Linked DNA regions of Homo sapiens: region 1 is linked to region 2. A link is an interaction called in ENCODE POLR2A ChIA-PET data of the cell type or tissue named here. Cell type or tissue: MCF 10A. All regions are shown on one strand. Links, peaks and the distances in the headings refer to the core of each region. The heading gives the core; the rest is flanking DNA.

Evidence for each region. ChIA-PET counts read pairs that join two places held together with the same protein. Peaks named below come from ENCODE experiments on the same cell type or tissue, not always from the same donor. Only the 100,000 strongest peaks of a DNase experiment are listed, where the experiment ranks them.
Region 1: POLR2A ChIA-PET joins it to region 2 with 10 read pairs; 8 of 35 experiments call an interaction of 5 or more read pairs at or near these places.

The regions. Positions count from the first base shown.
Region 1 is chr18:12,931,399-12,936,780 of GRCh38, forward strand. No RefSeq gene overlaps it. Among named protein-coding and RNA genes, the nearest start is that of SEH1L, 14 kb to the right of the region's middle. RefSeq lists a silencer at 1,872-2,166. In MCF 10A, for the core only: a CTCF peak has its summit at 3,273 (motif pointing left); a DNase peak (open chromatin) is centred at 3,263.
Region 2 is chr18:12,739,501-12,744,882 of GRCh38, forward strand. LINC01882 (long intergenic non-protein coding RNA 1882) reads right to left here. Exons shown (of 2, transcript NR_110763.1): 2 at 1-430. Among named protein-coding and RNA genes, the nearest start is that of LINC01882, 7.2 kb to the right of the region's middle. In MCF 10A, for the core only: a CTCF peak has its summit at 4,838 (motif pointing right); DNase peaks (open chromatin) are centred at 2,081, 3,141 and 4,791.

The sequences.
Region 1 (5,382 bases), core at 249-5,248, 190 kb after region 2:
AGGTCCTGGGGATTGGGACATGGACATACTTGAGGGGCCATTATTCAGCCACCATACTGTGATGCTCAAAATGAACTTGGTTGAGATGTCAGAGCGAGGACTAAATCTCCACCTAGAATATTGGAACCCAAAGGGCTCAGGAAGTTTCCAGCGCCATCTCAAACTATTTCTTAAGAGTGACCTACAAAAAAATTTCCATGTCTCCCTAGACTATAGCATTACACATCAGCTGTCCCAAATAAACGGGCCCTGGGGTAGTGGTCGCATTAACCGAAAACTATTTTCTTTCCCAGGTCCCAGGACAACAAGCCCCATTACAACATAAGAACTTGGGAACAGTAACTGCCCTTTGTGACAAGGGGAAGAGGACATGCAAACGTTAGTTACAATAGCAGTGAGGAGTACTGGTGGCGGCATGCATTCCTATTTCTCCCTTTACAGAAAGATTGAAGTGGATCCCAGCTGATTCTTACAAGTATGTTGGTAGGACTGATCGTGAAGCATTCTCTCTTCTTCTCTTTCTCTCTCCAAATATTTATAAGAACTTACTGTGTACCAGGCAAATAATGCTTGGGAAGACCCTGTGCTTCCTTCCCTACTCTCTCATTCTTCCAGTGTCTTCCAGAGGCAATTCCTGCAGTTCTTGCAGTGGTTGCCAGTTTCCTTGCTTATGGACTGCCAATTGCTCTCCTCTGCTTACAGGATGAAGTTCAGGGCCTCCAGTCTGGCACCTGGGGTCCCGTCTTGTCTGTGCAGTGTTCTCCCCCAGGACTCACAAAATGACTCTCACACCCCAGCAAAGTCCATCTAAATAGGAACACCTAGCCATTTTTTATTGTGTTGCTTAAATACTAAATTCTTGACATAAGGCATCATAAAGTTTCCTTCCTGCAGGTTATAGTGGAGGACGCTGAAGCTGCTGGACCCCAAGGTTGCTGCCATTGCCACCACGATGCACAACGGCCTGAGAACTTCTCTGGCCCAAGGGCTGCTTCCTGATGCCCAGCCGTGTCTGACTCTGCCTGGCTACAACGACTTCTTCTTGCCCAAACTCCAGAGACCCATCTGTTCTGTTACTTACCCGTCACCTAGGAATGGTTTGATCCCAGTCACCTGACAAACTTCTGGAAACTCAAATGCATCGCACTAGGAGAAGGTTGGATCCCTGAAACCCATCCGTGAAGGCCTGAGTAGTCCCAGGATCTCAGCTAAGAAACTACTGGACTAGGCCATCTCTGAGGTCCTTTCCTCCAGTGAAAGTCTGTAATTCTGTAATTTTACTCCAATTGTGTCCTTTCAATACATAATACAAATTATGGTGGGAAGAAAAGATCCCAGGGAAGTCAGCGAGGAAGACCCTCCCTTCCCTTATTCCAAGCCACTGCAGGCATCCCTGGCCTGCAACATATACTCTTCTTGGCAAGGCAATCCAAAATGCTCTCTGACCCCTTCACAGGAAAGAGATTGAGCCCTTCATCCCTGCCCCAACTGTTGCTGCTTGGACACTAAGAGAGAGGCTAGAATAGCAAGGGTTTCCCTCAACAGCAGGACTGTTGACCTAAGGTAGAAAGGTGGCTCTCCTGGGTTCCTGCCACCTGGCTCTGCCCTTCTCAGCACTGCTACTGCCTCTGCAAGAGCCTTCTCTCGCCTTCGACCTCAGTCAGAAAGGAAAACATGCACTCGGGGCTTCTTTTGGTTTAGATAGGCTCTCCCCTCCAGAGCACAGGAGTGAGGAGCAAAGGATGTCTGCATGACATTTTCTCCAGTGCTTGCTACGGGGAGACAAGAAGAACACCACTGCCCAAAAGTTCCAGAGGGGAATGCCACTCAAGGCCATGGGCCCCAGGCAGCCCGTTACTATGCAGATGGCAGCCTCCTGGTGCAGAGGACTGATGTGAATCCTCAGAAAGCCTAGAGGTGCCATTCTGCAGCCACCTTCTCCATTCTAGCAGCACATTTTTCTCCCCACCACACCTCCCAGAGGAAGAGGACCCTCCTCATCCTCTATACTCCTGTTGCCAGATGAGTCTCCCTGGGTGTTTCACATTTTTGCATGCCTTGCAGTCTTTGCATGTCTGCCTTCCCTTTGTTCTGGGTTACCTTTTCAACAATGTTGGTGAAATGAACAGCCTTGGAAGACAAACAATAGTGTCTTTCTCCAAAGCAATGGGCAGTTTGCTTACACTGCTTACAACAAAGGGCAGTTGCTTGGAAGATAGAAAGAGCAGCTCTTTCCAGAGCAAATGGGTAGGCAGGCTTACTGCCCATTGTCAAACATTCAGGGTCCCCAAGCTCAGAGATTGTCATGAATTGCAAGCCACTGCTTGTGCAGGTGTCATCCGGCCCCACATGCTAGGACTTAGGGCAAGGAAATGTGGGTACTATGGCTATAGTGATTGTTGTAAATAATAACACGGCTTCTAGCTAGGCACAGTGGTTCATGCCTGTAGTCCCAGAACTTTGGGGGTGCTGAGGCAGGAGGATCGCTTGAGCCCAGGAATTTGAGGCTGCAGTGAGCGATGATTGCATCACTGCACTCCAGCCTGGGCAACAGAGTGAGACCCTGTCTATAAAAAAAAAAAATACATAACACAGCTCCTGCCAGTATCCATATCCACTAGTCTGTGACGGCGCAACGCATTAGCTGGCAAGTAAAGTACCAGACCCCTCCAGGGCGTTGACACTCCCTAGTGCTGGGCTGAGGGCACATCAGCCCCTCTCCTCTCCCCCTGCCACAGCTTACTTCTGTGAAGGCCTCTCGTGTCCTGAGCACTTCAATTTTATTTTATTTTATTATTATTATTATTTCTGAGACAGAGTCTCACTCTGTCGCCCAGGCTGGAGTGCAGTGGCGTGATCTTGGCTCACTGCACCCACCGCTTCCAGGGCTCAAGCAATTCTCCTGCCTCAGCCTCCCGAGTAGCTGGGATTACAGGTGATCACCACCACACCCAGCTAATTTTTGTATTTTTAGTAGAGACGGGGTCTCGCCGTGTTGGCCAGGCTAGTCGCGAACTCCTGACCTTAAGTCATCTGCCTGCCTCAGCCTCCCAAACTGCTGGTAAAGGCATGAGCCACCGCGCCCGGCCAAATTTTATCAACTCAATTAACATCAAATTTAGAAATGTAAAGATTTTATTTCCAGTTTGACGATAAGCTGCCTGCCCTGTGACAGACCACTGAAAAATTCAGCTGTGGCTGACACCTAGGAATTTGCAGTTACAGGACGTTTCCAAGTTCCATATGCGATGTCATAGTGCCGCCTGCTGGCTCCTGTCTCACAGGAATGCTACACATGCAGACGGTGGGTCTGACCCCGCAGCTCACACACAGTTCACGGATGAACCTGAGGAAAGTAGGAATGAAGCTCACAAATGTCATGTAGAACAAAAGGAGCTGGGTAGGAAAAGTATAGATTGTGTAATTTCATGTACAGGAAGCACAAAACAAGTGAAACTTCACAAAACAAGTGAAACTAACTGTACCAGTCAAGGTTTCGCAGAGAACTAATGGGAGATCTATGGATATATTTTAAAGGAATTTATTTAAGGGAATTGGCTCATGTGATTGTGGGGCCTGGCTGGTCTATAATCTGTAGGGCAGGTCAGCAAACCAGAAAAAGTCTGGTAGGATTTCTGTGTTACAGACTTGAGGCAGAATTCCTTCTTTTTCCCTGCTCTCTTGAGAGTCTTTGCTCTCAAGTCCTTCAACTGAATGGGTGAGGCTCACTCTCATTATTGAGGGTAATCTCCTTAAAGTCAATGGATTGTAGATATTAATCATACCTACAAAATATCTTCACAGCAACTTCTAGACCTAGTGTTTGAGCAAACAACTGGGCACCATAGCTTAACCACAGTGACACATAAAATTAACTACTGCAGGCTGGGCGCGGTGGCTCACGCCTGTAATCCCAGCACTTTGGGAGGCCGAGGTGGGTGGATCACGAGGTCAAGAGATCAAGACTATCCTGGCCAACATGGTGAAACCCTGTCTCTACTAAAAATACAAAAATTAGCTGGGTGTGGTGGCGCGCACTTTAGTCTCAGCTACTTAGGAGGCTGAGGCAGGAGAATCACTTGAGCCTGGGAGGCTGAGGTTGCAGTGAGCCGAGATCACACCTCTGCACTCCAGCCTGACAACAGAGTAAGACCCTGTCTCAAATAAATAAATAAATAAATAAAATTAACTACTGCAGTCAACTGTTTGTCAACGTGGCACCTCTACATATCTCCTTAAACTATACTTAATCTCCAGATAACAGCAAAATCATACTTGCACCTCACCTGATTCAACTATCTTGGGTAAAACCAGAGACACACTAAACCTTCCCCAGAAGAGGACGTAGGGTTCTTGGGTCATGTTTACTCTTCTCTTTGGTATCCTGTAACTGAAATATTAAGATATGTCTTATGTAATATAAGGGAATAAGAGAGAGAAGAAGACAAATATATTTTCTAAACACACACACACACAACACATTTGTAACCAAATAAGGAAGAAATACTCGTAACAATTACAGTCCCCATTTTTGTAACTGGCCATGTGGTTTAGCTGGTATTTATAACCATCTGCTTCCACTACCCATTCCAGATTCCCTTTGCCCTCAGCAAGCACCTCAGCTGGTCATGGTTTGTCACCTGGTGGGGTGACCCAAACCTTCCTTCCTGAAGAGTTTGGACCATTTAGTAGTATGGCCTGAATTAGGTTGTTATAGTTTTCCATTGATCTGAATCACAGTGCAGAGTAACATTGAGATCTCCTGTACTCCAGATGCACTCTTACTTACCTCCGTCGGGGAGTAGCAGCCCAATTTTCCCTTGGTAGCCAGGACCAATCACCCCAGAAAACACAGCAGCTCCCTTCTTAGCCTGTTGACTCAGAAGCATGAGGAGCCCCAAGTGGCTGGGTGGCACGTTAACTGAGAGTTTGGTGGAATCACTGTTGTGTTTCCTGGTGGAAGCACTCTTCCCTTTGGAACTAAGACTTTTAGATCAGCAGAGCATTAGGTTACAGAACAGGAAGAAAACATTTTGCTAGTGGGTCAGTATAGGGGTAATAGTGAATGGTGCCAACTCCATTTCCATCCCTTGATTCCTGGACTTATGTATCATGGCTATTGGCGAAGCAGCACCCTATATTGGATGCTAACTTATATTTATTTATTTTGAGACAGGGTCTTGTTCTGTCACCCAAGCTGGAGTACAGTGGCATGATCAAGGCTCACTGCAGACTTGGCCTTCCGGGCCCAAGTGACCCTCCCATCTCAGCTTCCTGAGTAGCTGGGAGTACAGCTGCATGCCACCACGCCCAGCTAATTTTTAAACTTTTTTTTTTTTTTTTTTAAATAGAGACAGGGTCTTGCTATGTGTCTCAGGCTGG
Region 2 (5,382 bases), core at 77-5,076:
AGAATCCTTTATTTCCCTAGAATAGATGGCCTGCATTCCATTTTTAGGAGAAAGACAGAAGAAACAGTTGTCAGAGATTTAGTTAAGGCAACCCTGCCTTAACTGTCCTGGAGTCCGTGTGGGAACAGCTCGGGCTCCAGGCCTTCAGCACTTCACTTCGTTTGCTCTGTGGAGAGAACTAAAGATTGGACTGAAGAGCCTCTTCCAGAATATTCAATTCTTAAAAACAAAGTCTGACTATCTTCAGCATACTCTACTTAATTTGTCAGGATGGCTTTCAGAAAATTCTTCAAAAACAAGAGCATTCTCTTATTAGTATTGGATGAGTCCTCGGGAATGAGTGTTCGTGGGGGACTGATCTGAGGAGAACAGGCTGCCTACTTGGCCTTTCATTGTACTTCCCCAGCCGTGTGTCCATCTTCCTGCATTCCTAAAAAGAGAAAGGGATGATTTCAGATCTAAACTGTGCACTTTTTCTTTTTAATTTTACAATTTGCATACCATAAATTTATCATTTGTAAATACAAAACTCAGTGGTTTTGTTTTAGTATATTCAGAGTTGTGCAACCATTACCACAATCAATTTTATATTTTTTATCTCAGAAAAAAAAAACCAAAACTCCTTACTCATTAACCTGGTAAACTTCATTTATTTATTTATTTTGAGATGGAGTCTCGCTCTGTTGCTCAGGCTGGAGTGCAGTGGCGTGATCTCGGCTCACTGCAACCTCCACCTCCTGGGTTCAAGTGATTCTCCTGCCTCAGCCTCCTGAGTAGCTGGGATTACAGGCATGCACCACCACGCCTGGCTAATTTTTGTATTTTTAGTAGAGACGGGGTTTCACCATGTTGGCCAGCCTGGTCTCAAACTTCTGACCTCAAGTGATCTGCTGGGCTTGGCCTCCCAAAGTGCTGGGATTACAGGCGTGAGCCACCACACCTGGCCTAGCTTGTAAACTTTATAAGCTGTTATAAAACTCTTCTCCCCTCCCCAACCCCTGCCAACAACAAATCTACTCTCTGACACCATGTATTTGCTTATTCTGAGCAATTCATAGAAAAGAAGTGATGGAATATGTGGCTTTTTGTGGCTGGCTTCTTTCACTGAGCGCATTTTCAAGTTCCATCCATGTCGTAGCCCATGTCAGCACTTCATTCCTCTTTTCTGCCAAAGAATATTCCATTTATGGATATAGCATAATTTGTTTATCCATTCTTCAGCTGATGGACATTTGAGTTGTTTCTACTTTTTAGCTATTATGAATAAGGCTGCTATGAACATTTCTGTCTATGTTCTTATGTGACCATATGCTTTTATTTGTCTTAGATGCTATATTAGGCTGGGCTCTCCAGAGAACAAAAACAGGACTTACAGGACACACACACACACACACACACAGAGTATATACACACACATACATATAGGTGCATGTGTATACACATATATACAGTATACACACACATGATTTACTATCAGGAATTGGCTTGTGTGATTATGGAGGCTGAGAAGTCCAAGATCTTCAATCAGCAAACTAGAGACTCAGGAGAGCCAGTGCTGTAAGTTCTAGTCCAAGTCCATGGGCTGAAAACCAGGAGAGCCAGTGCTGTAAGTTCCAGTCTGAGTCTGATTCTTATTTTTCTTTTTTGTTTTGTTTTTTGTTTGTTTGTTTGAGACAAGGTCTCACTGTGTCACTCAGGCTGGGGCCATCACAGCTCGCTGCAGCCTCGAACTCCTGGGCTCAAGCGACCCTCCTGCCTCAGCTTCCTGAGTAACTGGGACTACACGGGTTCGCCATCACCTTTTTTGTTCTTTGCAGGCCTTCAATGGGTTGAATGAGGCCCGCTGGCTTTGGAGAAGGCAACCCGTTTTGCTCTGTGTACTGATTCAAACATGAGTCTCATCCAGAAACACCCACAAAGACAGCCAGAAACATGTTTAACCAAACATCTGGGCCCCTTGGGGCCCACGTATGTTGACACAAAATTAATCATCACAGCTACACTCCTAGGAGTGGAATTGATGGACCACATGATAACCCTATGCTTCACTTTTTGAAAACCTGCCAAACTATTTTTCTACAGTGGCGGCACCATTTGACCTTATCGCCAGCGATGCCTGAGGGCTCTAATTTCCCCATACCTTGCCATGCCATCCTGCTGGGATGTGGCATCTCTTTGTGGTGAGAAGTGGCGTCTCTTTATCTCTTTGTAATTTTGATTTACATCTTTCTAAAGACTAAGAATGTTGAGCATCTTTTCATGTGCTTGTTAGCCATTTGTATATCTTCTTTGGAGAAATGTCTATTCAGATGCTATGTTTGTTTTTTTTTTTTTTGAGACAGAGTCTCTCTCTGTCACCCAGGCTGGAGTGCAGTGGCGTGATCTCGGCTCACTGCAAGCTCTGCCTCCCAGGTTCATGCCATTCTCTTGCTTCAGCCTCCCGAGTAGCTGGGACTACAGGCGCCCGCCACGCCCGGCTATATTTTTTGTGTTTTTAGTAGAGACGGGGTTTCACCGTGTTAGCCAGGATGGTCTTGATCTCCTGATCTCGTGATCCGCCCCCCTTCGGCCTCCAAAAGTGCTGGGATTACAGGCGTGAGCCACCGCGCCCTGCCCTATGCCCATTTTTTAATTGGGTTACTTATCTTTTTACTTTTAAGTTGTAAGAATTCTTTTTACCTTCTGGATAATAGAATCTTATCAGATACATAATTTTCAAGTATTTCTCCCACTCTGTGGCTTGTCTTTTTATTTTCTTGATAGTATCCTTTGGTGCACAAAAGTTTAAAATCTACAATGGACCTTTTTATTATTATTATTATTATTTTCAGACAGTCTTGCTCTGTTGCCCAGGCTGTAGTGCAGTGGCACAATCTTGGCTCACTGCAGCCTCCGCCTCCCAGGTTCAAGCAATTCTCCTGCCTCAGCCTCCCGCGTAGCTGGGATTATAGGCGTCTACCATCACACCAGCTAATTTTTGTATTTTTAGTAGAGACGGGTTTCACCATGTTGGCCAGGCTGGTCTTGAACTCCTGACCTCAAATGATCTGCCTGCCTCGGCCTCCCAAAGGGTTGGGATTTCAGGCGTGAGCCACCGTGCCCAGCTACAATAGATCTTTGAGTTGAGTAATACAAGCCCTGCTTCCTTTCCCCTAAAGAAGCTTGAGTCAAACCTACATTACTCATTAATGCATTAATGTGAGCACATTCTTTTGATATTGAGTCCATAAGAGAATATGTGCCTAGGAATTCACAGAAATCTAGCAGCTTGGACTTCCCCACACTGTAGAAATGGGGTTTGAGGAACTTCATTTCAGCACAGGTCAAGGGGCTCCAAATGAGTTTGGGTTATGCCACTATTAAGGAGATATTATTCACTATTATTCATTGCAAATATTGTTTACTACTTTTATTGTAATAACACACTAGTTTAGCTAAATTTTGGATAAGATAGACTTTTGAGAAGCACAACTTAAGAAGCACATTTAAAGCATTATGCCTATGGCATGATGTTTCAAGTTCTAAATAACCACATAATAGAAACACGCAATCCACAGAGAAATTGGGAACTTCCTACATATGATTTCATTAGTTATCTCAGTAATTAGTTTGGCAGATTTTGAGTAACCAAATTTTCATCTTTGCAATATATGTTTCTTTTCTTTTCTTTTCTTTTCTTTTTTTTTGAGACACAGTTTCACTCTGTTGCCCAAGTTGGAGTGCAGTGGCGTGATCTCGGGTCACTGCAACCTCCGTCCCCTGTGTTTAAGTGATTCTCGTCACTCAGCCTCCCAAGTAAGTAGCTGGGATTACAGGTGCCCTCCACCACTCCCAGCTAATTTTGGTATTTTTAGTAGAGACGGGGTTTTGCCATGTTGGCCAGGCTGGTCTCAAACTCCTGACCTCAAGTGATCTGCCTGCCTCGGCCTCCCAAATTGCTGGGATTACAGGTGGAGCCACTGTGCCCGCCCTGCAATATTTGTTTCTTAGGGAATAAACTCTTAACTAAATAACTGTTAAAAGCAGATAATGAGTATGTTAAAAATAATAATTGAAATGAGATTCTTTTCATTGAAAGAAAATACTTTTATGTTCTAATTTTTTACCAGACTTTAAACACTTTTTCTTGATAAATAGAATCAATTTCTAATTATAAGCCTGAGGCTGGTGTGGTGGCTCACACCTGTAATCCAGTACTTTGGAAGACCAAGGTGGGAGGATCGCTTGAGACCAGAAGTCCTAGACCAGCCTGGGCAACACGGTGAGACCTATCTCTACAAAAAGTAAAATGAAATTAAAAATTAGCTGGACATGGTTGTGCATGCCTGTAATCCTTAGCTACTTGGGAGGCTGAGATGGGAGGATCACTTGAGCCCAGGAGTTCAACGTTATAGCAAGACTCTGGCTCAAAAAAAGAAAGAGAGCAAGAGAGATGCATGCATGCTTATTATAAGATATTCAGAAAATATAGTTCAAAAGAATATATAAAAATAATACAAATATCACCCATAATCCTTATAGCCAGAGTTAAAAATTGTTAACCTTCTGGTGTGATACTACCCAAACTTTTGAAAATACATATATAAATGCATATATATGCATTTTAAAAAAATTACATAGAATTGTGTATGTTGCTTTTGAAAATTATTTAATTATATAAGTGATGAATACAGTCCCACTATAAACTGCTTCCTAGCTGGTCCTTCCTACCCTATGCCCCTCCTCCTGAGTGACCCATTTCCAGTTTGCTGAACGCTCTCTGACTTTTCTGTGAATCACAGTATGAAAGAATATGGCATGTCCAGCTTCCTATTAAACCTTCCAGTAGAGGGAACTGTTTGACTATCTTCTCTTTTGATGCATAAGTTCTATTTCTTTTTTCTTTATGAAAGTCTAAGCATTTTGTATGTTATTTCCACAATGCAGAACGGTATATCAGATTATAAAGTTAACTCTACTGAGTAGTTTCTAACCTAAATAAGATTTTTACATCTTATATTCCCTCTTCCACCTTTTCATTGGTTTTTGTTTTCTTTGACCTTGAGATGACATGGTTTTTAAAGGATATTGTATATTCGTAGGGAAAAAAATCATTACTGCTGGCAGAAATATAATTGTCTCTTTCCTTTGAGAAAAGGTAAATCAGGTAAAAGGAAATAAGAGGTGAGGACGAAGCTTAATTTATCTGGCAGCAATTCAATTTAAAATTCTAAACAGATTAAAACTATACTGAAACAAACAAAATGACCCTTTTTTTCTGACACGGAGTTTTGCTTTTGTTGCCCAGGCTGGAGTGCAAAGGCACGATCTTGGCTCACTGCAACCTCCACCTCCCAGGTTCAAGCGATTCTCCTGCCTCAGCCTCCTGAGTAGCTGGGATTA